Regions from separate parts of the Homo sapiens genome. Here region 2 is linked to region 1. The links are chromatin contacts, found by Hi-C or POLR2A ChIA-PET in ENCODE. All regions are on one chromosome and are shown on one strand. The core of a region is the stretch at or near the end of the contact, and the rest is flanking DNA. Distances in the headings are between cores, read along the strand shown.

Region 1 (2,701 bases), core at 179-2,678:
TATTTTTAGTAGAGACAGGGTTTCATCATGTTGACCAGGCTGGTCTCAATCTCTTGACCTCGTGATCCGCCCGCCTCGGCCTCCCAAGATGCTGGGATTACAGGCATGAGCCACTGCGCCCGGCCTCCTTCTGTTTAAGGCTGAACATGATTCTGTTCTATGGAGAGGCCACCTTTTCTTTATCCAGGTTTCTAGGGATGGACACTTGAGGGGCTTCCACCCTTTGGCTGTTGTAGGGAATGCTGCTATGTATGTGGGTGTACAAGTACCTGTTTAAGACCCTGCTTTCAAACCTTTTGGGAGAAACATTCTTGACTAGATGGACTCACATGGGAAACTGGTGTTGGTTTAAATGTGGCTGCCCTAAGAAAAGCTGCCGCATCCTTGGGAGAGGTAGATACCCCCCGCCCACCAGCCCCCGATTCCAGGCTGTCCAGCCTCTTCTCCCAGTCCACAGTCACAGCGTCATGCCAGGGCTATGGGTCATGAAGACTCATACAGTCTTAAACAGTAGAAGTAACTTGTTAAGGTGGCGGTGTGAGCCATATTTGTGAGTGTCTGCTCATGGCATGACTACAAACGGGGAGGTGCTGCGTTGATCTGCCTCCTCTTCTCCCTGCTCAGCTTGCCCTCACTTCCTGCCCTCTCCGAGGCCCCTCTGACCCCCATCCCAATTCAGGAGCATGTAGCACCTCACTGAGTTCTCAGCAGAGATGATGGAGACCCCTCCTCCATCCACTCCCACAGCAGACAGGGCATTTCCCAGGCTGAGACCCCAAGGTAATTACTCTGGGCTTCCAGGCACCGCTAGGTCACAAGGTGGCTTTAATTTTTGTTTTCTTTTCTTTTTTCTTTCTTTCTTTTTTTTTTTTTTGACACGGAGTCTCACTCTGTGGCCCAGGCTGGAGTGCAGTGGTGTGATCTCCTCACTGCAACCTCCGCCTCATGGGTACAAGCAATTCTCCTGTCTCAGCCTCCAGAATAGCTGGGACTACAGATGCAAGCCATCACGCCTGGCTAATTTTTGTATTTTTAGTAGAGATGGGGTTTCACCATATTCATCAGGCTGGTCTCGAACTCCTGACCTCAGGTGGAGGTCTGCCAAAGTGCCTTAGCCTCCCAAAGTGCTGGGATTGCAGGTGTAAGCCACTGCGCCCAGCCTGGTGGCTTTAATTGACTGCCATTGGGCATTACATCTGGGCATGGCCAGGGTGCCCTGGGCCTTGCTCACTGTGGGTGGCCTCAGTGGGTTTGGGACCTCAAGGCACCAAAGTTAAGCCAGTGAGAAGCCATATGGGGACCAGCGGATATAGGCAGTTCACATGGTTTATTGTATCACCTAGAGGCACTTACAGTATTGCCTGGATTCTCTATCACAGGGTAACCCACAAGGGAGATCTTGTCGTCATCATCCCTCATGATTCTGGGCCACCCGGGTGCAGCGGGCGGCTCTTGCCCACAGGGCTGGGACCCATTGCATAAGGCTTCCCCCAAAGGCTTCAGGCCTGGCTGCCACCTGCTGTCGGCGGGGATGCCCCCGCATGCCTCTCTGAGTGGCTAAGCCTCCCTCACAGTGAGGTGCTGGCTTCCAAGTGTGAGAGCCCAGAGCTGTCTTCCCTCCTGACCTGGCCTCCCACATGCTGCCCTCTCTAGTTACAGCGAGTCTCTTAGGGGCTCTGTATTTAGGGGAGGGATGTCAGAGTCCGCTTTTAGATTGAAGTGGCATCAAAGAATATACGGGCAGTTTAAAAACCACCACTAACGCGTTTGTTGCTCCCCCTACATAACATGCCATTGTTATGGAGCCTCCTGTGTGCCGGGGGCCACTGGGCCACTCCAGCGACAGGACAAGGGAGGTCCCTGCCTACTAGGTTCCAGGCAGCACAGTGGACAGGTGCCGTGGTGGGTTTCTTTCAGATGGGGGGGGACTCCCGCACGGCCTCCCGGGAAGGGACATCTGGTGGCAGATAGAGCTGGGTGGTAGGCAGACTGGTGGCCCATCTGTGGGACCAGCCCTGCCTATCTGGGGGACCGCTGCACTGTGGAGGGACACGGGGCGGGGGCCAGAGCACTTCATCCCCCTGCTCACTGGCTGCTGTGATGGAGACACATGAACAGTTCTAGGACACCCTGGATTCTGGGGCATTCTAAATTTCTTCAGGTTTGTGGATTTCCTCGTGCTACAAGGTGGCAGCCCTGAGTGTCTGGGACCTGTTCCCTGGCTGAGTCCACAGTGGGCACGGCTCATCTGGGTCAGCAGCTCCAGCCTTGCTCACCTCAGGCGGCTCAGGGCTTCTTAAAGGGAAAGCTGAGGTGGCTGCATACAGAGAACTGACCTCGGCTTCCTCAATGCCCCTGTGGAAACATAGGCATAGCCCTGGGCGGACCAGAGTGACCCAAGCCCGGGGGCTTCCAGCACCTGTGTCCCAGGGCCAGCCTCTCTGAGCCTCGGCGTCCTCATATGAAGGACAGAAACGTCCCCTGCGAATGTGAGAAAGGGCTCAGCACTGACCCTGGGCATGGGTGTGCATGGGTGTACTTGCCTTATATGTGTGTATGCATTGTCAACCTAAAATAATCAAGAGAATCAGAATATAGTCTAAAGAGAGTTTATTCAAGCACAAGGTTGAGGACTGCAGCCAGGGAGACACTTCCAAGTTGCCTCAAGGAATGTCTGGAGAACAAAAGAGAGGCTCAAGTG
Region 2 (2,851 bases), core at 237-2,736, 250 kb before region 1:
TATACAAGCATCCTGATCTCAGAAATGAGAAACCGAGCTCTGGATTCCTGGGTTATGGTCAGCTGTGTCTGTGCCATGTGTGTCTGGCCAGCAGAATACAGGGGCTCAGGGCTGCTCTTCTCTGGGCTTGGGGAAGAAATTCTGCACTTCTTTCCTGAATATGATTTGCAGTCAGATACTGCATAAACTACAACGTACTCCTTTCCATGAAACTATGCCAAGTGCAAAGCCATCCTCTGAGGTCGTACCTATGCTGCAGGCTGGAACCTCCTAAAACTGCTTTCTAGTGCTGACATTAGACACATGCGAGGAACATGCAAGTCTCAACTCAGGTTCTGCCCCTTTTGGGTGCTGAGGGAGCAGGACCAGGACTCCTCCCTTGGGTTTCCCCACGGGTGCGCAGGGCTTAGAAGATGCTTTCATCACACATCTGCTGCAAGAATGTGCAGCTCTATCCCCACCTCTGACCCCCACCTAAGAGAGCAGCTGAGGACTGGGTGCTCCTGAGGGGGCTTTGAGGAGTGAGAAGCGACACAAAGCTCTCACAAGTGTCCTGCTGATGCAACGCCCCATGGCGCCTCGGCTAGACTCCTACCCTCTGTGCATTAGTCACGTTAAGATTGACCTAGCACCGCCGTCCCGCTGCTGCTGGGTTAGTTGAGGTGAAGCAGATGTTAGCTGCAGCGTGCGGCGCCCCACAGCCCCTAATCACAGTAAATGCTGTGCTTCTCGCTGCAGAACACCTGGTTGGCCAGCCCGGTGCCCTCGGCCCTGTCGCTGGCACAGGCACAGGTGTGACTTACGCTCGGTGTGGCTGGCTTGGTCTTCGGGGCGGCTTTGGCACGGCCACGCCGGGTCTGCTCATGGTCCAGCTCGAGCAGCTCCAGCCGCTGGGTCAGCGCCAGCTTCTGCTGGATGGCCATGCGCAGCAGCGAGTTCAGCGTCTTCTTCTCGTCCTCAGCAGCCGCCAGCTGCCGCTGCATCTCATCCAGCTGTGTAATGTACTCGTCACACCTGTGGGTACCAAAAACATGACTGAGGGGCGGGCAGAGCCGAGCAGAGGAGGGCAGGGCAGGGCAGGGCTAAGCTGCACGGCCCTCTGACAGCCCTATACCAGAGCCATCCTTCAATGTGGCCTCTGGACTGGAGGGTGTGGCTGGGGAAGAATTATTCTGGCTTATTTTAGCACAGGCTTTGCTTGGACAAATCCCTGATAAGGGTGAGAGGGAGGCTTGGGCCCAGGCAGGGCAGCCCTATGAGGCTGGCTTGAGTTTTGTGGTTTTGTGGGGGAGGGGCTGCTTTGCTCTTTCAGCTGCATGTAGTGCTTACAAACAGGCTATGCCCCTCAGCGACTGGGCTTCTTCTAGGAGGCGCTCTCCCCGCTTAAAGGCCTCGAGGTGGCCTGGGGCATCAAGACATGGAGAAGCCATGGCTTCTAGGGTGTGGATGTAAATCTAAGCAGGACTGGGCTTGTTCCCAAGGTCGATGCTTCGTCAGTCTGTGCTGAGCACTGACCAGAGCCAAGGAACCACGTGTGTGGACGCCATCAACAGCTTCATCCTGAAACCCGGGTGCGGAGCTGTGGGAGGGTGTGGTCTGTCCCTGGATGCCCTTCTTCCACATGTCCCATATGGGTGGGGCTTGGTAGAGACAAAGGGCGGGTTAAATCCCAGGGCTCCCAGGGCGGTGAGGCTGTGCAGGCACTGAGCACAGCCCCACCCTGCCCACACGCACCCTACTCTGCCTGTCCCCACCTGCCAGGAGCCGGCCCTTGGATAGCACCCTCTCCAAGGACTCTGCTGCCCACCCTTTTGAGGGCACACAGAGCTGTGATCCCTGCAGATTCAAAATCTTGGCTCCATCTGAAAAGTTTTTAAATAAAACAAATTTTAAAAGGTAGGGTTTACATGCCAGATACTGAGAAACTGTGGGATTTTTTCCCCAAGCCCCAGGAAGACAGGACGCTTCCAGAGAAATCCTGGGACTCTTCCTTGTCTGTACCCTGCTCTGGCACGTCCTGCAGGGATACTGAGAAACTGGGAGTGCACGGCACCAGGCTTGAGAGAAGCAGGCCCTATGTGCATGCAGTTCCCACCCTGTCCAGCTCAGATCCTCAGCTTGCTCACCCATAAAAAGGAAACATCTAGGTTATCTGCTGGGCCCATGGTGGGCCTGGCTGTCCCCCATGCAGGGCTGACCCCATGGTGCTATCCCAACATGACCCAGCAGGTGGCGCTACCCATCTTTGGAAAGTGAAAGACAGCGGTACCTGTCAGGGGGCACCTGGGAAGATGCTGAAACCAGGACCTGCCCCACAGAGGCCTGTGAACACTTAGGGAGCCTCGATTCCCAGCCTTGGGGTCTGAGTCCCAGCCAGGGAGGGGTGTGCACCCACCAGGGGCAGCCCACCTCAGAGCCCATTACTAAGAGCCCTCCACAGAGGAAGAAAGAAAGCTGGTCTCCTCCAAGCCCCGGCCCTCTCCTCACCCTCCCCAGATTGGCAAAGTAGAGGATGGGAGGTGAGTACCCAGCGGTCACAATGACGCAGAGGTACAGGGCTATGCACAGAGGTGGGACCCGAACTGTGGACCCCAGCAGTGACCTGCTCCAGCCAGGAGGATAATCTTCCTTCTGAATCTACAAACATAAATACACACTTGTGCCATATGGCCAAGTTCTTGGGGGCAAATACCTCATGAGAGGAAAGGCCAGGACTCCTCTGTCACCTGTTGGCCCCAAGTTAAGTCCCTGTAAATGTTGGATTCAAGGGGTGGGAGCCCAAGCATCCCCTGAAGCTATGCAACTCTGGCCCATCCACTCCAGGATCTGCTCTCCTCAGCCCTTCTGCCCT

Evidence for each region. Hi-C counts contacts between places; a loop is a spot of excess contacts on that map. ChIA-PET counts read pairs that join two places held with the same protein, here RNA polymerase II (POLR2A). Pooled maps may share reads with other maps.
Region 2: a loop to region 1 is called in a map with no recorded cell type, with 2.0 times the contacts of the local background. The contact joins two enhancer-like sites. A Hi-C loop is called at or near these places in 2 of 168 maps with a recorded cell type or tissue (CD4-positive, alpha-beta memory T cell and OCI-LY7), 3 of 37 single-sample maps with no recorded cell type and 6 of 50 pooled maps. POLR2A ChIA-PET finds 5 or more read pairs at or near these places in 1 of 52 experiments (BJ).

Annotation. Positions count from the first base shown.
Region 1 is chr9:92,967,748-92,970,448 of GRCh38, forward strand. All of the region lies in intron 1 of FGD3 (FYVE, RhoGEF and PH domain containing 3), which reads left to right. Among named protein-coding and RNA genes, the nearest start is that of FGD3, 22 kb to the left of the region's middle. RefSeq lists an enhancer at 2,458-2,701. Within about 2 kb of position 1,429, at least 8 of the 41 ENCODE cell types and tissues checked have a DNase peak (open chromatin) inside an H3K27ac peak, as active enhancers do.
Region 2 is chr9:92,714,450-92,717,300 of GRCh38, forward strand. It overlaps BICD2 (BICD cargo adaptor 2), which reads right to left. Exons shown (of 7, transcript NM_001003800.2): 7 at 1-1,014. The coding sequence ends at 705. Among named protein-coding and RNA genes, the nearest start is that of IPPK, 46 kb to the left of the region's middle. RefSeq lists an enhancer at 2,814-2,851. Within about 2 kb of position 1,487, at least 7 of the 41 ENCODE cell types and tissues checked have a DNase peak (open chromatin) inside an H3K27ac peak, as active enhancers do.